Regions from separate parts of the Homo sapiens genome. Here regions 1, 2, 3 and 4 are each linked to region 5. A link is a loop called in an ENCODE intact Hi-C map of the cell type or tissue named here. Cell type or tissue: sigmoid colon. All regions are shown on one strand. Region 1 has its middle 8.9 kb from the start of FAM174B. Region 2 overlaps SLCO3A1 (solute carrier organic anion transporter family member 3A1). Region 3 overlaps FAM174B (family with sequence similarity 174 member B). Region 4 has its middle 50 kb from the start of LINC00930. Region 5 has its middle 60 kb from the start of FAM174B.

Evidence for each region. A loop is a pair of places that touch in the nucleus more often than their neighbours do. Peaks named below come from ENCODE experiments on the same cell type or tissue, not always from the same donor. Only the 100,000 strongest peaks of a DNase experiment are listed, where the experiment ranks them.
Region 1: it touches region 5 in a loop (2.8-fold over the local background); 6 of 110 quality-filtered maps call a loop at or near these places.
Region 2: it touches region 5 in a loop (12-fold over the local background); 51 of 110 quality-filtered maps call a loop at or near these places.
Region 3: a loop joins it to region 5, with 4 times the contacts of the local background. A loop is called at or near these places in 24 of 110 quality-filtered maps.
Region 4: it touches region 5 in a loop (10-fold over the local background); 89 of 110 quality-filtered maps call a loop at or near these places.

What each region holds. Positions count from the first base shown.
Region 1 is chr15:92,662,217-92,667,216 of GRCh38, forward strand. No RefSeq gene overlaps it. Among named protein-coding and RNA genes, the nearest start is that of FAM174B, 8.9 kb to the left of the region's middle. RefSeq lists enhancers at 1,134-1,253, 1,634-1,683, 2,171-2,670. In sigmoid colon, no CTCF peak of the experiment used is centred here; DNase peaks (open chromatin) are centred at 2,975 and 4,835; H3K27ac peaks cover 843 bases.
Region 2 is chr15:92,095,468-92,100,467 of GRCh38, forward strand. The region is part of intron 3 of SLCO3A1 (solute carrier organic anion transporter family member 3A1); the gene reads left to right. Among named protein-coding and RNA genes, the nearest start is that of SLCO3A1, 240 kb to the left of the region's middle. In sigmoid colon, a CTCF peak has its summit at 2,298 (motif pointing right); no DNase peak of the experiment used is centred here; H3K27ac peaks cover 239 bases.
Region 3 is chr15:92,615,141-92,620,140 of GRCh38, forward strand. FAM174B (family with sequence similarity 174 member B) reads right to left here. Exons shown (of 3, transcript NM_207446.3): 3 at 2,308-4,319. The coding sequence ends at 4,316. Among named protein-coding and RNA genes, the nearest start is that of FAM174B, 38 kb to the right of the region's middle. In sigmoid colon, no CTCF peak of the experiment used is centred here; DNase peaks (open chromatin) are centred at 1,751, 2,561 and 4,841; H3K27ac peaks cover 2,310 bases.
Region 4 is chr15:92,519,581-92,524,580 of GRCh38, forward strand. No RefSeq gene overlaps it. Among named protein-coding and RNA genes, the nearest start is that of LINC00930, 50 kb to the right of the region's middle. RefSeq lists an enhancer at 1,979-2,571. In sigmoid colon, a CTCF peak has its summit at 2,144; a DNase peak (open chromatin) is centred at 2,161.
Region 5 is chr15:92,712,970-92,717,969 of GRCh38, forward strand. No RefSeq gene overlaps it. Among named protein-coding and RNA genes, the nearest start is that of FAM174B, 60 kb to the left of the region's middle. RefSeq lists silencers at 1,736-1,785, 1,896-2,045. In sigmoid colon, a CTCF peak has its summit at 2,023 (motif pointing left); DNase peaks (open chromatin) are centred at 1,353, 1,732, 1,992 and 2,962; H3K4me3 peaks cover 1,292 bases; H3K27ac peaks cover 882 bases.

The DNA of each region.
Region 1 (5,000 bases), 51 kb before region 5:
AGATCCCTGAGTTAATAATGCCTAAACCACCTTGGAATTCAGAGCAGGAACACCCTTTGGACACCTCTCACCTATTTGCTGTTTTATACATATGTAGCCCAGAGGAAATAGGTCTCAGTGAAGTAACCTAACTGTTTGGAAGACAGACATTCTCCATTCTCTGTGACTAGCAGCTGACTTAAAACAGAAGGACACAAGAAAATATATTGGAAGAAAATATACCAACATGGTTCGGTTTGGTTTGGTTTGGTTTGAGATGGAGTCTCTCACTGTCGCCCAGGCTGGAGTGCAGTGGCCGATTGTGGCTCATTGCTACCTCCACCTCCCAGGTTCAAGCCATCCTCGTGCCTCAGCCTCCCAGGTAGCTGAGATTACAGGCACGCACCACCACACTTGGCTAATTTTTTGTATTTTTAGTACAGACGGGCTTTCACCATGTTGGCCAGGCTGGTCTTGAATTTCTAGGCTCAAGTGATCCGCCCACTTAGGCCTCCCAAAGTGCTGGGATTACAGGCATGAGCCACAGTGCCCAGCCCCGGAAATATAACAACATGTTAATAGCAATTATCGCTAGATGTGTGATCATGGGGCATTTGTGTTGTCTTTACTGCATCAGACTTTACTGCAACAGACTCTAGGCTCTGTAATAAATATGTACTAATTTGGCAGTTTTCTTACATGCAGTACATATATTAATCTTAACTATTTTATTTCCTAAAATGAATATGACATGACTCACCTTTGTTTTTAACATACCCTCAGGCAAAGGGCTTACAAAGATGACCAGAGATCAAACTCTGGAGCATGCGTAAGGAGAATGTGAGAGGCAGACTCTCAGTTCCCGCTGCACCCCATACTGCTGACACAGTGTAGGGAAAATAATTTTTAAGGGTAGACTGAAGAGGGGTAAGGAAATTCCAGATAACAACGTCCACCATGCATTGAGCTTTGCAGGCATAATCACACATACCTTTCAACCCTATGGGAAATAGGCATTAGCATCTCTATTTTACAGAGGGGGAAACAGAGGCTTGTCAATTTAGGGACCTGAGAGAGGCACATGTGCATGGGCAGTGGAAGAAAGGTCTGGCCTGGTAAGGAAATCCCCTTCAGCCCTTGGAGAGTTATTTCTGTTCCAATTTGGAGAAGCTGCTGACTACACATCTACCTGAGGGGGACCCACAGCAAAGGAGTGGAGGGGAAGTCCAAGACGACTCAGCCAGAAACCCAGCGAGCAACCCCACGGAGTGTTCCAGCCCATCTTTCATTTCTTCCTAGACGTCACTAGCACTCGTCATCTGGAAGGTTTCTTCCCACAGCAACAGATACGTTTTGTGCCCCTGTTACGGGCTGGACACTTTCGGGAAAGGAATAAATATATTGCATGTGGCCTTTAGCCTTAAGCACAGCCATTCTGATTTGCAGACAAGACATGTTGACTGTTGAGCTAATCACTAGTAAATAAAATTTCCAGACCCAAGAGAAAAGGATGAGAAGGAGTAGAGGATCCGTCCTGAGTATATTCCACAATCATTGCTAGAGACGTTCAGATGCAAGAACTCATGTTGGCTGCATGCCCACTGTGTGCCACACTCACCTCACATGTGTCTCATTAGTCCTCACAGCAACCCTCTGTACCCCATCATAGCCTCCCCGGTTGACATGCAAGGAAATGAAGACCTGCGGGGTCCTACAGTGTCTGGGGCCAGACCAGCACCAGGGCACAGACCCCGAGCTCAGTCTTTCCAACTCCTAAGCGAGACTGGGGTTGTCTCCAAAGACAGTGAGGCATTGCTCCATTAGAAATACCCCGTCTCGCTCCACGGTGCTGGGAATATCAGAGAGTACGTTTGGAAAAGTAGAGCTGAGTAGTGGGAGAACCCTCTGCAACCCCAGTGAAACCTCCTGCGTGCAGGCCGCAAGCACTCGTGTAAAACGCAGGCCCCAAATACTAGTAAATGTCATGATCAAATCCACTTCTCAGACAGACTCCTTTACACACAGTTGTTATCATCCACATAATAAAAGGAATTGGATTTCCCTCGTTTGTCTTAAGTCTTTGCACAATTTCCTCCCACCTTTCCTGGGCCTGCTGGGAGGCTCCGCACAACCCCACTGGGTGGAAGGCAGAGTAGGCAGGGGAACCCTGGGCCTGGCAGTTTTGTTACAATACTGTGTCACAACACAGACAGGTGGGGTGGCCAGAGTCAGGCAGAGCGACACAGGGTGTGTCAGGTGGCTCTCTTGTCCCTGCCTGTGCACACACATGATGGAACCCTGGTACAGTAACACAGCATTCAGTTGAGACCGAGGAAAAATAAACGAGGGACAATTCATCCTAACCTAACTCAGGACAGCGGCCAACCCTCTGGTTTTGCCTGGGTCTGAGAGATTTCCAAGGATGCAGGACTGTGTTTTTAAAAGCAGGTTAGTCCCAGACAAACCAGGAAGAGCCGGTCAGCTCAGCTGACCTCTCTACCCTCAGGTAATGCAGCCCCTTGCCTTTATATTCTCCAGTCCTTCCTCAGCCCACTCGCTCACCCCGCCCCTCTGTGTCTCTGAGCAGCCAGGCAAGCTTGAATACTAGCTAATATTTATTGAGCATTTACTTAGCGTCAGGCGCTTTACATCAGGCCTAAGGAGAAAATACGGTTATCACCTCCTGTCACAGATGAAGAAACTGAGGCTGGCAGAATTAGTGTATACAAATAATTCCATAAAACCAGCTTCTGCGCACACTTGAGCTTATAAAAGGTCTCCATACTTTGCCTTCCCAAGTTTGCCAGAGAGAGGGAGACAGAAAAAGAGAGAGAGAGAAAATGAGTGATGAGTGAGAGAGAGAATGAGAATTAAAGGTCTCTCCCTCCATCCTGGAGGGGGACAGGCTGCATCTCAGACATCAGGCCCTCTCAAGGGATCAGAGGATCAAGCCCATCCTCCGCTTGCTCTCTGCACCTCGCCTGTGGAGCTGACACAGCACCAGCTGCAGCTCATTTTACTCCCCGCCAGAAACGAGGGTGTTATCATGTGATATTTTTGCCTCTTTTTATAAATAATTCATCCTTTTTTGCACAAAAGTAAGATAGCCTGAAGCTAGAACATTTAAAAGGAACGTCAGCCCCTTATACATAAACAATAAAGTGCTAGTTTGCCAGAAAGTTTGCGAAAGTCCCGAAGCTAAAATACACCTCGTTCTAGGTCTATTTTTAGCCTGGAAAAGGCTTTCCGATGTCTTTCTCAGTTCACACGTGATAAGGGCTGTGTTATGCTTTCTCTGAAATGGGGCTTTCCCAAATCAGTTACATTTGCACAGGGAAATCTAAAAGATAACTTGCCAAATAAGCATACTTATGAAATCCAAATCCCAAGTACACAAATGCTTTTTTTAACTCCACAAAAATAAATTATAAACAAATTGATAATGGAGTCTACGGTCAACCACGGCTATGAGAAATGGGGCCACAGATTGTTAACGTTTACAGGAGTCTTTTTCCCAAGACTGAGAGGGAGTTTTCCTTTGCAGAAGGATAGCAATTCTGGAGCTGGAAATTACAATCGTAAGAACAATTATGGGAAAAACAATTATGTTTGATGATAAGATTTGGGCCTCCATGTTATTGTGGGCTCCCTTATCCCCTTGATGTCATGCATTAGTTTGGTTTTTTGTTTGTTTGTTTGTATTTGGGACGGAGTCTTGCTCTGTCACCCAGGCTGGAGTGCAGTGGTGTGATCTCGGCTCACTGCAGCCTCCGCCTCCCGGGTTCAAGCGATTCTCCTGCCTCAGCCTCCCAAGTAGCTGGGACTACAGGCACCCGCAACCACGCCCGACTAATTGTTGTATTTTTAGTAAAGACGGGGTTTCACCATGTTGGCCAGGCTAGTCTCAAACTCCTGACCTCAGGTGATCCACTCGCCTCAGCCTCCTGAAGTGCTAGGATTACAGGCATGAGCCACCATGCCCAGCCTCATGCATTAGTGTTTTATGAGAAAGACATTTTATTTCTTTACCTAAAAGGATTTTTTTTAATACTAACATTGCTGTTGTCAAAATATCTTCAGAAGGACACATGACAGACTCATAATGTTGGTTGCCTATGGCAGAGGGTGACCAACCATCCCAGTCTGCTGGGGTTTCAGGAGTCTCCTGGGATGAGGACATTTCAGAGCTAAAACAGAAAGTCCTAGACAAAGCAGGACCAGTTGGTCACCCTACCTAGGCAGGGGAACTCTGGATGGCTGGAACAGGGGCAGGAAAGGGAATAGTAACTGTATCCCTTCATGCATTTGGAATGTTGAACTATGTAAACTTATTGCTGGTTAAAAAAAAATAGGTTAAAAATGTTCTGTCAGTATCATATGAGAGGACTCTTTTTAAATCAGTAGATCACTAAGCGTAGCAAAGAAAAGGTTACTGGACCTATGCAAAATTTATATCAATACATTTAAGGTCTGCTTTATTATTTCATTTGTTTCTGAAATATGTCCTCCAAAAGACTTCACAATTATTCACCAAAAAAACTCAAAAATTTGCAGTTCTTTAATCCTCATTCTCACAACACCAGGCCACTGAGGCTCACACTGTTGTTCCATTTTGAAGATTAGGAAATGGAGACCTAATGAGGTTATCTGACTTGCCCCAGGGTTGGAAATGAGCGTGCCATGCAGCCCGTGTCCCCAGGGCCGCCCTCTCCCGTGCTGGCCTACTTTACAGCTGGCTAGTATCGTCAAACCATGGAAACAGCGAGCTGTTGCCAAAGAGAAATATTTCTATGAAAGTTTCTGAAGTGTCCCCTAGGAGAGCCTGCAGACGTCAGTGACGACATAATATTGCTGACAGAGCCCTCCCCACCAATCGTGCTGCTCAGAGAGTGCCACCCATGGAGCAACTTTTTAGGAGATTCCCACAGGATGGAAAGTCCTGAGGTGCATACGTGGAGGGACCCCACCTTTGAGCTCAGGTGGACCATCTGTCCACAGTTCCTTTCACAGTGCAGTACTTT
Region 2 (5,000 bases), 620 kb before region 5:
ACTGTTGTGGTGGCCTTTGTGAGGAAATATCCACATTCAAAACCATTTTAAGCAGAACCTGTGTTCTTAGCAGGAAGTGCAAGTGCATTTCTCAGAATACCCTGAGTTCCCCAATCCATGATTGTGGGATTGAATGGGATGCTAGATCGATGGGCTAGACTATTCTGTGGTGACAGACAGTCCCAAAACCTCAGTGATTTTATACAACTAAGGTTTATTTCTTGGTCACACTACATATGCAGTGTAGGTCAGCAGTGTCAGGGTCAGGGAGACTTGGCTCATCGTGGTGACCTGTAGATCTACTCTCAGGATCGATAAGCATTCTCAGCCCCCCAGGCCCAGGCCCACAGAAGTTCCATCCTGACCCCAGCTTGCACAGTTACCAAGACAGGAAACCAGTTTTACTCTGGCCCTTGAAACCTCTACTCAGAAATGACATACAGTGTTTCCCCTCATATTTCATTAACCAAAGCAAGTCACGTGGTGTATTGGTTTCCTGTTGCTGCATAAGAAATAACCCCAAACCTAATGACCTAAAACAGCAGACATTTCTTATCATACTGTTTTTCGTATTTTTTTCTGTGGGTCTGGAATACAGGAGCAGCTTCACTGGGCAGTTCTAGCTCAGGGTCTCTTATGAGGCTGCAGTCAAGGTGTTGCAAGGTGGCAACCTGGTCTTGGATCATCCCAAGGCTCAGCTTGGGGAGGATCCACTTCCAAGCTCACTGCCATGGGCCCACAGGAGGGGACTACCTCACCGTGACACCCCTGAAGCAAACAACCCAAGAGAAGGTGAGAGAGAGCACCTGAGGCAGGAGTCACAGTCTTTTTATAACCTAATCTCAGAAGTGACATCTCATTACTTCTGCTGTATTTCGTTTGTTAGAAGCTAGTCACTTGTTCAGGTTTACTATGGAAAGAGAAGGGATTATTACACAAGGACCAGAATACCAGGCAGCAGGGACTTTAGGGGACCGTCTGGGTCATTGCCTACCATGTGCTGTCACATCTCTACCTTGTGTCTGAAAAGGAACACTATATTTCCATGTAGTTTAGCATGCAGCAAAGCCATATTTCCTTTCTCTCTGAAAACAGAGGGTGAGAAGCCATTCCAGCCTCTGCTTCTCATGCCGATCTATCCTCAGGATCAGTAAGAATTCTCAGTCCCCAGGTTCTCAATCCATCATCTCTTGACAATGCTAAATTTACTAATTCACCCCAAAGAAATAATGTGGTTTTAAATCCAAGTCGCTTTGTGATTCACTCCATTAATCCTACTGATATATTTACTTGTAGCTAATGATGTTACAAATTTCCAAGTGGAAAAAAAAAATCAGAGGCAGCCCTATTTATTTATACTTTTAAAGTGCTGAGTCTGTTCCGAAGGTGATTGAGTGCTGGTGTTTTGCAGCCGTCGGCTGGCCCTTTGAACCCGTTTCCTAGGGAGTGTGGTAACAGGTAGGCTGGGAAGACACAGGACACATGAAGTGAGTCAGTTTCCATCTTGCTCGTATAGACAGGCCAGCTTCCACCACTGCACCCAAGGCAGCACAAGACAGGGCCAGCAGAGGGGATAGAGAGGAGGCATACTCCTGATGCAATGGGGAAGCCACCTTGAAGGGTAGCAAAGTGGCCAGATAGCATATTTTGCCCTCAGTGCTATCAGTGGTGGCCTTGAACCAAAAGCCTGCGAATGACCAGAATATCTGAGCTGGAAAGAGCCTCAGACATCATTCCTTTCCAACTCTTTCATTTTACAAATGAGGAAACCAAGTCACAGAGAGGGGAAGGGATGTCCCCAATCCAAGGAATGTATCTCTATAAAACCCCGATCTCCTGAGCCTGCCTGTGGAGATTTCACTCACCAAACTCTCTTAGGAGAATGAAACAGCACCTTTTCTCAGTGCCTGAAATGACCAGCGGGTAGACAGATGGCTGGAGGGGGCTTAGCCCATCCACTCCCAGTTCCCTCCATTTGCTGAGACTGTTCCTTCAGCCTGGAATGCTGTTCCCATCTTACTGTGTTCGGCATCTCTGTTTGCCCGTTAAGGCCCAGGGTGGAGCGGTGTGATCCATGGTTCCAGGCTCATTGGCTACTTGGTGCCTGCATGGATGTAAGGCAGGTGGGCTCCTTTCAGTCCCGTGTGGGCATCTCGCTGATGACAGGCTTCCCCACCAAGTTGATAGCGGACTTCCCTTTCTGTTTCCAAAGAATGCAAGGTGCATTGTCAGTCACGGTCTTTGTTTGCGTCCTTCCCGGAGGCACCGTGAGGCACCGTGTGGCACAGCTCTTTACCGGTAGAGGGCAGAAGAATATCATTTATCCTATTTAGGGAGTCAGCCATAGAATTCTATAGTTGCCAGCAGTTTTTATTGTTTCTAGTCTTGTGAAACTTGCCGCCTGCAGGTGGATTTGGGCTGTATTTGAGGAGGGGATTCTTAATTGCTTTAGGGCCTCCCCTATCTTTTCCTTGCTTTCCTAAAACAGTGCTCTTCTGTAGGGCTGTCCAATGTATGGGAACATTACTGTAGGCATTAATAGGCAAGGGCCACACACGTGGACACATGTTTCTGAAGTCCCCACTGAGATTGGGGTCCAGGAAAAGCAGCAGCCTAAAATTTGTGGGGAAGGAGCAAGGCAGGTCCACAGAGGGCCCTCGTTATGGGGTAGATGGAGGAGAGAAGGCGGCGTCCACCACATAGCCTGGTGCCAGCATTGAGAGGAGAATCCAGTGAGGAAGCCTGGTTGAAACTTGTGAGTAGATGCAGCTGGGGTGCCAAGGAGGGCTGGTTGTAGACATGGGCCAGTTCTGGGGTGACAGCCCCCACGGGGCACCTTGCCTGGAGGTCCCAGCTGGCTCCACTTGGACATGGGCTGCTCCCGCTGCTGCCTTTCATCCATGTTTGATCGCTACGTGGTTCCCTTTGCTCCTCAGCTCAGGGAGAATAAATCCCTCCCCTGAGAGCTGGGGGAGGAAATGATGGTGCCTCCAGAATTTCTTTTTTAGGTTCTTTGTTAACTGAAACCCAGGTGAGAACAGGACCTTGAAAAAACGGACTTAGTAGCAGAGTACATATCTAATCACTGCCTTGGCCAACCTTAACTATGTGGGTTTATTACAAAAAGATTAGTAGTAACAGCAGCCATGAATTGGTCACTTCTTAAAGCTATACATAGATTGCCTCATTGGAGCCTCAGCACATTCTCATGGGAGTGTAGATCCTACTGTTAGGTGAGGCATTATCATGCAGTGGTTAAGAATTCAAGCACTGGAATCAGACTCCATTTGAATCCTGACTACACCCCCTTATGAGTTCTGTGATCCTGGGGACATCGCACACACATCCTGAGTCTGTGTGTGGATGGCATGAGTTACTCATGCAAAGCATTTAGCACAGTGCCTGGCATATAGTAAGCACACAATAAATACTTATAATAAGAAATCCGAGAGAGGTTAACAGTTTCCACAGCTAGGGATAGAGCAGGGATTCATCCCCAGGCCTGTCTGACCTCAAAGCCCCACTCTTAACAGAACAGCTGGCTTCCCTGAAACATCTCCAGGAATTTAGCCAGAAGGCGGCTCCCTTCCATGGACAAAGGCCTTGCTGAGATGGCCTAGCCTCACCAGCACATCCATGCAGACTTGTCCTGAGGCACACACCAGCCGGCCTCGCAGAAGGCTGCATGGCGTTTGCAGCTGGAACAAGATGTGGCCATCTGTTTGCTTCACAAAAAAGGTCAACAGACTGAGAGCCTCCTGCTCTGCCATCCTGAGGGCTGGCTGCTACTGCTAGATTCCTTCATTTTGGGCTAATTAGCCCAATGGCTGCGATTCTAGATGTTCAATGCCACCCTCCAGCCTTAGTCCCTTCCTGTCTCCAGTTTCTAATTAGGTTTGTAACTTAATGATACTCTTGGAATTCTTGAGTCCCATAGCAAAAGTTTGGCAACATAGGTTAAACAAATGGGTAAATGAACTACAAAAAAAAAAAAGTCCATATGGCACAGGAAAAAGAAGTAAATGTCCCCAACTTGCTTTGATCTCCTCTTCTCACAATCTCAAGTATCCTCATGAGCGTGTGGGTGGGTTGGTTGGTTAGTTTTAAACTGGTTTAACTGTATTTCCAGTGACTTTTCATTTGATCTTGGAAATGGGTGGAAATCTCCATGAGCCTCCTAGTTCAGTTAACCTTTGACAGAGAGAGCAAACAGCTGTCAACAGCTCTCAATTCACCCAACACAAGCAAGAAATAAGAACAACCCAGAAGTCAGATACAAAGAGTGGAAGGGTTAGAAAAATTGATCTTGTAAGGCCAGGCATAGTGGCTCTCACCTGTAATCCCAGCATTTTGGGAGGCCGAGGCAGGTGGATCACCTGAGGTCAGGAGTTTGAGATCAGACCAGCCAATATGGTGAAACCCTGTCTCTACTAAAAATACAAAAAAAAATTAGCCGGGCGTGTTGGTAGGCACCTGTAATCTCAGCTACTTGGGAGGCTGACGCAGGAGAATTGCTTGAACCCAGGAGGTGGAGGTTGCAGTGAGCTGAGATCTCACCACTGCACTACAGCCTGGGCAATAGAGTGAAACTCCATCTCAAAAAAAAAAAACAAAAAACAAAAAAACGGAAAATGGATCTAGAAAAGGAGAAACACCTTCTATGCCTGTTGACACCTATGTCAAGACAAGTCCAAGCTGTGCCTGGCTTCATGACAGATATTTCATGGTACACCCAGTGTATGGCTCTTTGCTCTACTCTGCAACCCTTTTCTCCTGTCCCCTTTACCAGACTTCCCTCCGAATGAAATGGCATCTGTTCTCATCATCTGGAATGACCACGGGGTAGATTAGTGGCTTGATGAGGGAGTTGAGCCTATTTACTTAGAGTCCCCAGAATGTGCCACACCTTGACTCAGCCTGTTCCCTCAGCCTGGGATACTGTCTCTACCTCATTTTATTCAACATCTTTCTTCATCCATGTGTCTAGTTTTGTTGGCAAT
Region 3 (5,000 bases), 98 kb before region 5:
ACAAGAGCGCCTTGTGTTCCCATCCACATCAACTCAGCTCATCAAAAAACCCATCCCAGGGAAAATGAGCTTGCTAATAAACCAACTAACTAAGCCTAACAAGAAATAACAGCAAATTTTGAGGCACTTTACAAGGAGAGTCACACCCAGGTACTTGTTGGACCCAAGAAGACTCAGGTAGCAAGGCAGGGAGTGGCTCATGACAACCGCCCGGAAGAGTCACGTCTATTTAGTTCTCGAAAATAATGGAAAACAAACTCGGTTTTCGCAAGTGGTATGCTGTGTACACTGAGTCCACATCAGGTGTTCTTGAATTCTCTGATAAATAAAAACCACAAGCAACTGTGGCACCACCGGGCTGGAGGGAAGCGCCGGCTCGCACCTGTCAATACGAGCAGCCTGGGGGCCTTATGGGACAGACCCTTTTTCTGAACTAGTGGTGCTGGAGTGAACACCTTCCAGGTCCCCAGGGCTCGCCCCTCACCCTGAAAAGATTAAATCATTTATTTATAAGAAAATATCTAACCCAAATACAGCAGGCACTGGGGGGCACAGGGAGCTGTGGTTACAATGCAAGCAACATCTGGACCTGCAAACTCATGATGCTGCCACAAGAAGCGTGTGCAAGGAAGGTGGGTGGCTGGGGAGGCAGTCCAGCATCATCCCCAAAGTCTTTACTACTGCTCTCCCCTCTGCTGAGTCACAATGCTCTTTGTTGGTGATGCTTGTAACATAACCCTCCTCTCCCCTCTTCAGAAACTGGCAACACCAAGGTGCCAATCTTTTTTTTTTTTTGAGATGGAATTTCACTCTTGTTGCCCAGGGTGGAGTGCAGTGGCGTGATCTCAGCTCACTGAAACCTTCGCCTCCCAGGTTCAGGTGATTCTTCTGCCTCAGTCCCCTGAGTAGCTGGGATTACAGGCACCTGCCACCACACCAGGCTAATTTTTATATTTTTAGTAGAGATGGGGGTTTCGCCATGTTGGCCAGGCTGGTCTCGAACTCCTGACCTCAGGTGATCTACTCACCTCCCAAAGTGCTGGATTACAGGCATGAGTCACCACGCCCAACCGCCAATCTCTTTAAATGGCTTCAGCTGCCAAATCTCACCAGCAAGTTTGGGTCACTGATGCATCCCCTACCCCTCTTCTCCTACAGACCCTGATCTTCTGGGTAATTTCCCCTGATTTCCTTAAAATGACACCGACAGCCAAGAATTTCACCAAAGGGGGCAAGCACGGGACACAAACTTATGGGTGCATCCAGGGCCCTTTGAGGATAATGTGCCATGTCCGTATAAAGCATCCCCCATCCCCACAGGGTGTAAGAATAACCATACAATTCAGGCTTTTATGACAGGAGATGCAGGCAGTAGAGGGAGGGGCTTTGATCTTAGGACTTTAACTTACTGGCTTCCCGTAGGTGTTCCACGGCACAGCAGGGGAGACAGATTTTGTAGAAGAGGTCAAGGTGAGGATGGCGCCTCAACAGAATCTTCAAAACCAAAAGGCAAGTTGCGGTACCCGCTGACCCTCCGCCATGCAGAGACTGCCGCGGACGCCGAAACACCCTCCTCCCCGTCAGGCTGGCTTGTCCCCGGGCATCTGAACGAGCCAACCTGACAGGATGGGTGCTCAGCGGAGGACACTCTCTGAGAAGCCTGAGATGATGGGGAAACCCACTCTCTAGGGCTGGCTTCCAGCGCAGCTGTTTGGAGAAAGAGCTACCCTGGAGAACCTTAGTCACTGCTACAGTGGTAGAGAAGACGGAGCACAGGAGTAGCTCCTCAGGGAGGAGGGACACAGACCACACCCCCAGCTCCTTGGTGACCTCCAAGGGAACCAGCTGGACGGCAGCAAATGGGCTTTTCCCCCGGCTTTTTCTCAGCTCGCTGTGAACCCGGCCCAGATGCATCCCATGCTTACTCATAGAGTAAAGCAAGCCAGGTATGAGGCAGTTACAAGCCAGCAGTTTTTTATGTGATTGATTCTATCTTCTCTGGAGATGCCCCAAGATTCTCTGGAAACAGTTAGGCCTCAGTATTTCCTAGCCAAGGAGCAAGCTTCCAGGAAATGAGCGAGTGAGCCTCCAATTGTATATGTAGACGTAAAAACAGCATGCATGCCCCTCCACCACCAAGCCTTTTTCATTTCCAAGCTTTTCTCTAATCACCAGGATCCAAACACCTCCAGCCCAGCTCCCATCCCCGCCCTCCTCCTCAGCCTTGGGCCCACCCACCTCTGTCTTCACAAAAGGTGCCCCGCTGGCCGGCACCACAGAAAACATCCAAGCCCAAGGTACTCATGGTTTGTGTGTAAAGGGTTTTTATTGGAGAGCCTGTGGCGCTGAAGTGCCACCAAGGATTTGGAAGGTCACTTTCAGCAGCCGCCATTTCTGCCAGGACCAGTGGCAAGCACCTGGCAGATGGAGCCCGGGTGTTTCTGCGTAAGGCAGAGGAATCCAGCTTTTCCATGAGATTCAGCTGCAGTTGTCGAAAACCCTGTGTGAGCCAGCAGTTCCAGTTCAAAGGTTGAGGGGGCGAACAGCTGCGAGGTGGCCAGGCTCCCGTGAGTCACCACTCAGGCCTGAGTACACCGTGGAGAGGAGAGATAAAGCAGCCACGGCTGTTCTGTTGCCAGTCCCACCCCTCTGGCAAACAGATGGGGGAAAACAGAGAAGGAAAGTCAACAAAGAAGGTGAAATGCAGGGAGCAGAGACTACACGCAGGCCCCCCGTGGCTGGCAATACCATGCGTGCTGGGCCGGCTGCGCCACCCTCACCCAGGGCTTCCCACGGGCTCTGCTCTTTCCTGCAGAGGCGAAACTGCCTTCCTGGCAGGCGGAGGCTGCCGAGCTCCCATGCCCCTTCCCACATATCCCAACTCTTCTCAGAAAACTGAAGAACCGAAGATGGAGGTGAGTCAGGAAAGGCTGGAGTTTTCATCCAAAAAAAAAAAGAGCAGGACAATAAACAGGCAAATACACAAACCCTGGAGCAAAGCCAGGAAAAAAGGGGGAGATAAAAAATAAAAAAATAAAAAACACCTTTCTAGAGAGAGCAAAATCCCAGGGTCCCGAAGGCACTGCTAATAGACTAATAGAAGCATCTTTGTTGCAGCCAATCACCTCTAGCCTGGGAACACCGCTAGTCAGGAGGCCTCAATCAACCTGAGAAGTCAGCCCAAGGCCCTGTCTCCAGAAGCCAGCAGCAGATCCCTGGGTCATGTCACAGGCAAGTCCTCACTTCACCAGCTCAGAGGTGAGCCACTCTCACCTGAACCTCTGCCTTCCGGCAGGGACCTCCTGGGTCCTGTGGGGTCTCCTGGGTCCAGGTGGGTTCCTAGTCCAGCCCCGTCTAGACTGACTTCAAATATAGTCCCCTGACAGTGTGATTTTTTCCAGCCAGCCAAATCACCGTTCATTTTTAAAATGGTTTTTAAAAATTACATTTCTAAGGCAAACAACGTAGAACTGTGACAGAGCAGAGGAACAACAAAAAAGCACAAAGAATGTTGCTAATCACAGGCTGCCTAGCACTTTCCTTTCCCTTCAGAGAAGGAGAAACTGTTTTATAGGTATCACACACGTGCACACGCACACACGTGCACACACACACACACACACACGCACAGTTTTTCCCTGATACTGGAAATTCTTTGTGAACTAGCCACGCTGATTTCTGCTGAACCTTTTTTTTTTTTAAAAAAAAAAAAAAAGGAAGAAAGAAAAGGAGCCACAGACGTGTCCAGGTCTGGAAGGGGCTGACCAGCTCTAAGCACATCCACCTTGAACTCTGACACAGGTAACGCCAAAATGAGGCCAGGACCTGACCAAGCCAAAAAAGCAGCAAAGGATCAGATGGGGTCCAATGTGTAGATCCAGTAGAGAAGAATGTCGGAAATTCTAAATACACAGTTGGACATCCTTCAGGCTTGTTTTAGATTCTTGATCCTCCTGATCTCTTTTACTATTGTCAACAATTGTCTTAAAAAAACTTCTTTAAAATCAACATGTTTCTACCCTTTGCTCCTTAGCAAGGCACAAAGCCTCTTACATGGGGAGTAGAAGTAGGGGGCACTTTAAAGGGATGCCCAAAGGGTGGCAGAAGCAACTCCATTGTGGTGACGTGGAAACGAGCTTGCCAGTGACAGTCTGAGCAGATGCCTGACACGCACGATGGAGCTGGGGTTTTATACATAACGTTCGTTTTGGTTTCAACACCTCCGACGCAAGAGGGCTTCCAGGTCCAGTCCTTCACACCCCAGGTTGCAGCTGACCAACTTTCCACAGGATGCCACCAGGCTGGGAAACAGGTTTTACCTAAAAGAAAGGGAAGGACAAGAGTAAGCCCCTTCTGGCAGAGCCTCGCACCCATTCTGACCCCTCCTGAACATCTCTATCCCTCACCCTCTCAGCCAGTGAAAAGGCCACAGTCCCCAGCCACAGGACCTTTGAGCGTGCTGTCTGGAAGGCGCAATCCACTCTTCCAGCAAACCCCCTCCCTCCCCACAGTTCCCAACTAAGGATCCCTCCCCCAGCTCCCCACACAGACTCCCTAGAACACAACCTCTTTCTCCTTATATCCCTCTCCTTGCCAGCACTTCCAGGGTGTTTACACTAGGGGTTGGAAAACTTCTTCTGTGACAGTCCAGAGAGGAAATATTGTAAACTCTGCAGATCCCACAATCACGGTGATAACTCCTCAACCCTGCTGTTGGGGTGGAACAGCAGCCACAGCAAGAAATGCTTGGCCATGGCTGTGTTCCAGTACAATGTTATTTATAGACACTGAAATTTGAATTGCATGTTACTTTCTCATGTCATAAAATAGTATTCTTCCTTTGGTTCTTTTTCAACCATTAAAATGTGAAAATCATTCTTGGCTCCTGAGCTGTACAAAAACAGACAGTGGGCTGGATTTGGCCCATGGGCCATAGTTTGCTGACTCCTGGTTTATGTATCTGAGTAGTGTTGGTCTCTTGCTTAGACTGGGAGCTTGAG
Region 4 (5,000 bases), 190 kb before region 5:
ATCCTTTGAGCAAAAAGGGAACCAAAGAAGGAAATAGAAAAACAGGTTGGAGTGTTTTTGTTTGTTTTTGTTTTGTTTTTTTTTTTTTGGACAAGCCTTGCGGGGCACTGGGGGGGCTTCTTTGACAAGTACCCTAAAACCTGATGGCAACAAAATGGGAGCAGTTGTAATTCATTAAGAGCACACTGTTGCGAGGCTTGGGAGAACCACCCAACCTCCAGTGGCCGGCCCACCCACCCCCATCAAGAGGCACACTTTCAGGACACTGAAGTACACCACATTCTTGGAGTTTCTCCAGACTAGCTTCTGATGAAGCTGTTCCCCCAGGAATGATCACAGTGAGTCTCAGATTCCTGTGAACAAAGGAGCCAGTAACTCCCCATGACCACAACAAGTAAAACAAAGACAGCTTCAAAGATGGCACCGAGAACTGGGAACAGCAATACAGGCAGGAGTTGGAGAGGATTTCTATTGAAATCCAATGACTGAGCTAAACTATTGATCCATTTTTCTTCTAAGCCTCTACTCACAGAATGCATTCATTTAAAAATAACATTTATAAATATAGGCCAGGTGCGGTGTCTCACGCCTGTAATCCCAGCACATTGGGAGACCAAGGTGGGCAGATCACCTGAGGTCAGGAGCTTGAGACCAGCCTGGCCAACATGGTGAAACCCCATCTCTACTAAAAACACAATGATTAGCCAGATATGGTGGCGCATGCCTGTAATCCCAGCTACTCAGGAGGCTGAGGCAGGAGAATCACTTGAGCCTGGGAGGCGGAAGTTGCAGTGAGCTGAGATTGCACCACTGCACTCCAGCCTGGGCGACAGAGCCAGACTCCATCTGAAAATAAATAAATAAAATTTTTAAAAATAACTTTTATAGATACAGATGCTAGATAGTAAAATCTCATTAAATGAAAACCATTTGACCATGAATCTGTGGCCATTTAATTTGGACTAATTTAAAATTTACTTTTAACCTATGGGAACAGGGCTTCTCCACCAATTTAACCCTGTAATTAGGATGCCAAGAGATTTGGAAAACCACCTCGCACAGGTGCTTCTTCCTTGCCATTTATATCACACTTTTTCTTTTTCACTCGTGGGGTGATATTCAAAGCAAAGTTAACTTAAAGGTATAACCCTCCACTGTCACTCAATCTAGAAATAAAGTCCCTTTCTCTGTTGAGTTTAATGTCTCTTTATTTGCCATGGCAAGAATGGCAAACACATAGCACACACCCTACCCTCCATCTCACCCAAGCCCTCTGCAGGCATGACTAGCTGATCAGAGTAAGGATCCTTCTTAATCCAGTACTTCAAAAGAAGGAAGAGATTCCAAGCATTCCTTCCTCTCAGATAATAAATTTGATGTCCTCCTTCCAAGGAGAAAACATCTATTCTGTGCCCAAGGGCCTAAGAACTGAGGTTACTTACCCAGTGGAAATAGCTTATCCATTTCAGGAAGAACTGACAAAACAGGTGGTAAGATAAGGCTTCCTGTTCCCTCACTCATTTACCAAGAAGGTGGTTAATATTAGCAGAAAAATGGTTTGGCAGACTGAACACTGAATGAAGGTCTCCTTGGACACTTGGCATGTCCCTAGGCTAGAGCAGTGATATGGCTTAGCTCTGTGTCCCCACCCAAATCTCATCTGAAATTGCAATCCCCATATGTCAAGGGAGGGACCTGGTGGGAGGTGATTGGATCACGGGGGGCAGTTTCCCCCATGCTGTTATAGTGATAGTGAGTAAGTTCTCACAAGATCTGATGGTTTAAAAGTGTGGCACTTCCCCTCCACCCCTCTTTCTCTCTCCTGCCATCATGTAAGACCTGTCTTGCTTCCCCTTCACCTTTTACCATGATGATTGTAAGTTTCCTGAGGCCTCCCCAGCCACGCAGAACTGTGAGTCAAAACTCTTTTCTTTGTAAATAACCCAGGCTCAGGTAGTTCTTTATAACAGTGTGAACATGGACTAATATAATCAGTGATCTAAGAAGGGGTAGAGGAGAGCAGAGTAATACAAAATGACAAAGGGAAGTCGGGGAGAAGGATTCCCAGACTGTAACCATAATAGGTCTGTTGCCTGATATGCATGGCAAGTAAATACCATGGCAATACCATGGCCAGACACCAGGTTGCAGCAGAGAAAGAGGTTTAACCGCAGGGCCTCCGAATGAGGAGCTGTGAGTAAACCTCCAATCCATCTCCCCGTGGAGTTTGGGGTTAGGATTTTTAAGTGTTTTGGAGTGGCCGGAAGTGTGGAGATAGGTCCACGAACTGTGATTGGTTGAAGAGTACAGGATGAAGTCACGGGACAGGGAGATGAAGAAGCTCTATTCTCATGCTGATTCCACTCCTCTATGGGGTCTTCAAACTAGTTGGTGTCAGCTATTTCACTGGAATTCTGGATCTCAAAACACATCTTAAGCAATTCTTATGCAAAAGCCTTATGAATGTAAGATCAGAAATCCTATTTATCTAAAACAAGTCTTATGATTCTAGTCTCAGAAATCCTGTCTATAGGAACAACAGGGAAGCAAATGGTCAGTATCTAGTTACAAGCAAGTGGGTCAAATTGCAGCCTGATTCGAGCTTAATTATAAATATATTTCTGTCTGGAATTCTTGTTAACCCTATGAGGATAGCTTCAGGATGGTTATTCAATGAGAGCCAGCCTAGTGTAGGGGTTAAGCACATATCTCTGAGTTCAAATCCTGCCTCTGTTACACTATGTGCCCTTGGGTACATTATGTACCCTCTCTTCACCTTGGTTTCCTCATCTGTAAAATGGAAATAATAATACCTGTGTCATAGTATTGTTGTGAAAATTAAATGTGATCATCTATGAAGAGTTTCTAGCGTATACTACATACTCAAATGTTACTTTTTTTTTTTTTTTTTTTGAGATGGAGTCTCCCTCTGTTGCCCAGGCTAGAGTTCAGTGGCGTGATCTCGGCTCACTGCAAGCTCCGCCTCCCGAGTTCATGCCATTCTCCTGCCTCAGCCTCCTGAGTAGCTGGGACTACAGGCGCCTGCCGCCATGCCCGGCTAATTATTTATTTATTTATTTATTTATTTATTTTGTATTTTTTAGTAGAGACGGGGTTTCACCGTGTTAGCCAGGATGGTCTCGATCTCCTGACCTCGTGATCTGCCCGCCTCGGCCTCCCAAAGTGCTGGGATTACAGGCGTGAGCCACCGCGCCTGGCCGAATGTTACATTATTGTTGTTATAATTCCTGTTATCAGACAGGATGCTGTTGGAGTAGGTAGCACAAAATTCAGATAAAGGCATTGATGATCCTGCATTGAGTCCAGAGGTAGGATGTTCCAGGCACAGCTGGTTAAATCACAGCTATTTTTCATCATTCTGTTCTGAATCTCCAGGTCAGCAATTGTTTCCCCACCAGTAGAGCTGGCTTCACAACTCTAGATGTCATGTAGCCTCTAGCAAAGAAAGGGGAGGAGGCATTTCTAGCAAAGGAGACAGGAGGTGGCTGTTGGGGATGGAGTCAGTAGTGCATGATAACTCAGACTGGATTTATGGAGAAAAGAAAGACATATTGTGTGCACACAGACACACATACAGACTCCACTCATGTATGTTTGGCTAACAGGCCATATCTAGATGCATTCCAGACATCATGGAACATAGTAGAAAGGTCACACCAGGGGACCACCCACCTTGTACTGGGGCATTTCAAATGGTCTTATCTCTACCTAGGCCTCTCCATTGGATATCAAAGCCTTTGGCTGGGTTTAAACAGGTTAATAGGCTTTTGAGTAATTAGTGCTTTGAGGAAGCCGTAGGCTTTGATTCGTCAAATGCTGTGGCCTGTTCACTGTAAGCAGAATTTAATCTGTGAGCTACATCATGTGAAAATAAAGCTGCCTAAAACCAAATACATTCAAATTGTGATGATAGTAATGCAAGCAGGCAGGCTTTTCTTGCATGGCTTGTGAAGTGGTTCTGAAGCAGAGGAGTTCCAGAAATCTTTTAAGCAACAGTGGTTTGAAGAAGATGACATCCATTTGGAGAGATGTACTGATATATGAAATCCCCCAGTTTAGGAATAAGACCTAGGTGTAACTCCTGGCTCCCACCTTTGTGTAACCTAGGACATGTTTTTTTCACTTCCCTGAAACTCAGTTTCGTGGTCTTTAAAATGAACACGATAATACCTACTTTGGAGATTTAACAGGAGAGTAAGTTAGGTGAAAAGTTAAACTGCCTGGCCTAGTAGCTGGCACTGGGAAAGTGTTCATGTAGTGGATTCAACAGTGACCCCTGAAAGATATGTCCACTGAGAACCTGTGAATATGACCTTATTTGGAAAAAGGGTCTTTGCAGATGTAATTAAGTTGAGGATCTTGAGATGAGATTATCCTGGGTTGTCCCGATGGACCCTAAATTCAATGACAAGTGTTCTTTTAAGAGAAAGGCAAGGAAAGATGCATAAAGAAATGTTGACCTGTTTTTTCTCTACTAGTGTGGATAATTTGTTATTCTTTGAGCTCATCTGTGTTTTCCAATTTTCTACAATAAACTTGGTTTACTCGTGGAAAACACACACACACAAAAGAGGAGGCCATGTGACCCCAGAGGCAGTGAACGTTATATCCCTACTGTCTCCAGCAATAAGCACAGCACACGTTAGGCATTCATTTATTTCTTTTGTTTTTTTCTTTGTTTTGGTTTTTTAGTTGATTGGCAAAGCCAGTAACTGGTTCCAAGAACGAGTTAATATGATACTGCATGAGTCAGGACAGGCTTCCAAGCCACCTCCGTGTTTCAGTGACTTAAAATAACAAAGGACTATTTCTCACTAATGCTACCTGCCCAAGCAGGGTTGGGGATGAGGAGAGTTGGCTCCACGTCATCCTCACTCTGAGACCCAAAGGACAGGGGCTATACCTTCCCATTATTTTGGCTTCTCCCATAAGCCTGTTGGGTATGCAGAAAAGTGGGGGCTAAGGGACCCAGCATCAGC
Region 5 (5,000 bases):
ATGCACATCAAACCCCACCGCAATCACTTCATACCCATTAGGATGGCTCTAATTTTTTTTTAATCAGAAAATAAAAAATGTCAACAAGGATGTGGAGAAATTAAAACCCTTGTGTACTGCTATGGGAAAAAGTATGGCGGTTCCTCAAAAAATTAAACATAAGTTCCACTTCTGAGTATATGCCTAAAATAATTAAAAGCAGGGACTCAAATTTTTAAATGTTTATTTTTTTAATTATTTATTTATTTTTAATTTCAATAGTTTTTGAAATAGCCAAAAGGTGGAAGCAACCCAAATATCCTTAAACAGATTAACGGATTTTTAAAATGTGGTCTAAGTAAGTGGAAAAAGAAAATGTAGCATATATACACCATGGAACACTACTCAGCCATAAAAAGGAATGAAATAATGTCTTTTGCGGCAACTTGGATGGAGCTGGAGGCCATTATTCGAAGTGAAGTAACTCAGGAATGGAAAACCAAATACCATATGTTCTCACTTATAAGTGGGAGGTAAGCTATAAGTAGGCAAAGGCATAAGAGTGATATAATGGACTCTGGGGACTTGCAGGGGAAGGCTGGTCGGGGGGCGAGGTATAAAAGACTACACATTGGGTACAGCATACACTGCTTCAGTAACAGGTGCACTAATATCTCAGAAATCAAGGCTGAAGAATGTATCCACATGGCTGGGCACGGTGGCTCACTCCTGTAATCCTAGCACTTTGGGAGGCAGAGGCAGTCGGATCACCTGAGGTCAGGAGTTCAAGACCTGCCTGGCCAAAGTGGTGAAGCCCCGTCTCCACTAAAAATACAAAAATTAGCTGGGCGTGGTGGCAGGTGCCTGTAGTCCCAGCTACTCGGGAGACTGAGGCAGGAGGATCGCTTGAACCCAGGAGGGGAAGATTGCAGTGAGCCGAGATCCTGCCACTGTACTCCAGCCTGGGCGACAGAGCAAGACTCTGCCCCCCAAAAAAAAGAATGTATCCACACAACCGAACGCCACCTGTACCCCAAAAACTATTGAAATAAAAAATAATTTTTTTAAAAAAGGAAGAAAGATATGTGGTCTATACGTAAAAGTGGCAAAATGTGGTGATACACACACACACACACACACACACACACACAGGAATATGATTCAGGCTTATTAAAAGGCAGGCAATTCTGGCACAGGCTACAGCAGGAATGAGCCTTGAGGCCATGATGCTAAGTGAAGTCAGTCCATCACAAAAGGACAAATGGGACTGTGGCATTCCGCTTCTATGGGGTGCGGAGAGTGGTTAGATTCCTCCAGACAGAAAGAGCACGCTTGGCTGCCAGGGCCGGGGAGAGCGGGGAGAGGGGAGCGGGAGTTATCATTTCACGGACGCGATGTTTCGTCCCCTTTGATGAAGCGTTCTGGAGATGGGCAGTGGCGACACTCGCCCATATACGCAACGGCTGAGTGCACTCCATGCCACCGAACTGGTTAAGATGGTAAATTTTCTGTTGTGTGTATTCAACCACAATTTTTTAAGCCACTTTCTCCGTTCTTTCATTGAGAACTCCGGGGATCAAAGAAGAACGCCAGCTGCGGTGGACCGCTGAGGAATGGCCGGAGTCCGGGCGCGAGCGCCGCTTCCCCTCGCCCTCCTCCTCTCCCTTCCCGCGGCCCCTGGAGGCCGAGACCCATCCGCGTCCCGCGCGCGCTTTCCTCAGAGGCTCGGCCGGGCGCCCTGCTTCGAAGTGGGCCTGAGGAAGCCTCCGCCTCCGCCGCTGCTTTCTCCCCCTTCCTTCTCCAGCGGCTCCTCCAGGCCGCTCCAGAGACCCCGAGGACCCAAGGACGGTGCCGGGCGGAAAGTCTGTGCGAAGCTGGTGAAAAGGTTGCCCGGAGAGAGCGGAAGCTGTGAGGATGGGCAAAGCGCCCCTGCCCAGCCGCCCCGCCGCAGAACCGGTACACGCGCCTGCCCGCCCCGGGCGCCCCTTTGGCGCTGAGCTTTTCGTGCGGGGCGCGCATCCCTCTCCACTCCGGCTCTCTGGCGCCATCTTGTGTAGCTTTCTTAAACAGCCACAAAATGCGGATCTTTTAGGTCTCTAGTAACATGATTTCTCAAGTACAAAAATAGTTTCCGATATCTTATTGAAGAAAACATTTTCTTCTCTACAAGAAAGCAAAGTTTACCCATTGTTCTAGCACATAATGAGCAAGGCTTTGTTTCCTGAACATATTCGTAACTATTTCAAGGATAATCTTAAGTATAGAAGTTGGTTTTAGTCTAACGTCTTGCCTTTCAGAAACGACTTGGGAGACAGAAAGAAAGAAAAATGAACGTTTAAAATTTTATCAGAGCCAGACGAGGAGCAGGATAAGCCAAATATATTATAAACTCGTTTATATAACCCCTGTTATCTTGACTCAACAAGTAAGGTGCAAGTAGGCACAATTTAAACAACCACAAGTAGAATTAATATAACTGCAAGTCTAGTCAATTAATACAAAGGCACATGCAGTCCAGGGACCCCTGCCCCGTGATGCTAACAACTGAATCCACACTCACAGATCTGCTGATCTATGGGGTGGGCTGTGTTGCTAAAACCAAAAATTGACATCTCAAAGAGGGAGCAAATTAACACGCAATTGTGAAGAAAAATCCATCGTTGGTTAATCTAGCAAAAGTGCTTCCTCTAGTAAATTTAGTATCTGAATGTCAAGTACCAACTCAGAAGTTGAGACAAGCCTTTCTAATTCTCATGGAATTACAAACAAATTTTTTTTATTCCACAAAGAAATAAAGAAATACGAAGTGCTTCCAGCAAGTTACACGGGGGAAAGGGGAAAAAAAAGCCACTTTGGAGCTACAGTCCCACTTCTAGTTATTAGTGTCTTTGAGAGGGCTTTACAGTATCCGCTCTGCTCACAGGAGGCCTTAAGCTGCGGGGAGATTCATGGGACTCAGACGCAGGCTGTATTCTTGAGATCCAGCCAGGTTTTCCACCGACTCACTTCACTTTAGAGTCTGCAGAGTTCAAACAGAACAAAGAAGTAATAGGATCCTGCGGCGGGGAAGGAAGCTGGAGCCTTCCACACTTGGGGCCAAGCTGTAAGCCAAAAGATTAAGTTATAAAAGCAGATTCTTACAACTTGAAGTAGAGAAAGTCTCAATAAGGAAGACACAAACCCAGGAGTGGGAGGCTGCAGTGAGCTATGATCACATCACTGCATTCCAGCCTGGGTGATAGAGTGAGACCCCGTGTGTAAAAATAATAAAAAATAAAATATGGTAAAATATCGATTTAAAAAAAAAAAAAAAGAAAAAGAAAAAAAAAAGAAAGACACAGCACTTCCCCAGCAAGAAGGAAGGCCTATGGATGACACTTTTTTTTAAAGTCACATTTCCCAAAAATGCAAGGGTATCATCGCCGCAGTAAAAGGAGTCAGGCTCTGAGGTCGGAGCGCCCGGTGTGACTTGAGACAGCTTCAGCAGCAGTTCTGGGCCCCAGGACTCTCAGCTCCTCCTCAAGGTTAATAATTCCTGCCTCAGAGGACTAAAAGGAACAAAAGTGTAGCATCCCTAGGACAGAGTCTGGCCCAAGCAGGTGCTCAGTATATAGCAGGTGCCATTCCAGCAATGGTGATGATAATGACAGCCCTACCATTACTGAAGCAAACCTGCCACCCTCTCCTAATGGGCATTCGCATTCACTTACTAACAATAGCTAACACTCGTTGGGTACTTACTATGTGCTGGGCACTGTGCATCAAATTATTTCACTTAACCTGTGGGGCACTTAAATGTAGCCACATCTAATACCCCCACTTTACAGATAACAAAACAGGTTCAGAGAGGTTAGGTAATGTATTAGTCAGCATAGGCTAACTACTGTAACAAACAACCCCCAAAACCTCATGGCTCAACACAAAGTTTACACCTCCCCCATATCCTGGTGGCAGGAGCATGAGAGAAAGGACTCACTCTAGGGTCACTCAGGGAGCCAGGCCCCTTCCATATTGTGACTCCTCCACTGCCTGCCCCTGTGTCTGCTGCTGGATGCCCTGCTTCTAGCTACAGCTGAGGGAGAAGAGACTAAGAAAATCCAGAGCTCTTACCCACCTCAGCCAGAAGTGGCATGTGGCACTTCTGCTCAGAGCCTGCCAGCTTAGTCTGTTGGCCCCACGTAGGTGTAAGGGGCAGGGAAATAGTCTATTGGTATTCCCAGGAAGAAGAGAACAGAAATGGAGATTGGTGTGCAACAATCGTTTCTACAACAATGAACTTGCTTGAGATCACATGGCCAGTAAAAATGGAAGTGAGATGTGAACCCAAGCAGTCTGAGTTCACACCCTGACCTCCTAACCATGGAGCTACACTATCACCTAAGGAACTGTGGAGGTTTTTGAACAGAACCCCAAAATTCTTTACCATTCTTCTAATCAAGAGGTGGGTCAGTGTTGAATCTGGGCTTTGTTAGTCTTTGACCAGTAGAATACATCAGAAATTACCACTATGACCATGTCCAAGGTCTTAAGATGCTAGCAGCTTCTACTTCCTATCTCTTGGGACACTCACTTTTGGAGCCCAGCTGCCATGCTGTGAGGAAGCCCAAGCTAGTCTATGCTGAGAAACCACATGGAATGGCCACCTATATTTGTTCCAGCTGGCAGACAAGGAGGGGTCCCAGCCATCACCCAGGACCAGCCACCAGACATGCAAGTGAAGATGCTTCCAGATGATTCCAGGCCCAAGAAATCAAGTCATCCTCAGCTCCTGAGTCTTCCCAGCTGAAGCTCAGACATCATGGAGCAAAGACAACTCATCATGGCTGTGCTCTGTCTCAATTCCTCCACTCATTTCTAAAGATCCTAGGTCCTGTGGATCCTACTTTCTCATATCTCAGCTGTGCCCCAGATTCATTATTCAATTTGTGCCCAAGATATTTAAGATTCCTGGTGTGAAGTACATTTGAAAATGTACATTTGTGGGCCGGGCTCACGCCTATAATCCCAGCACTTTGGGAGGC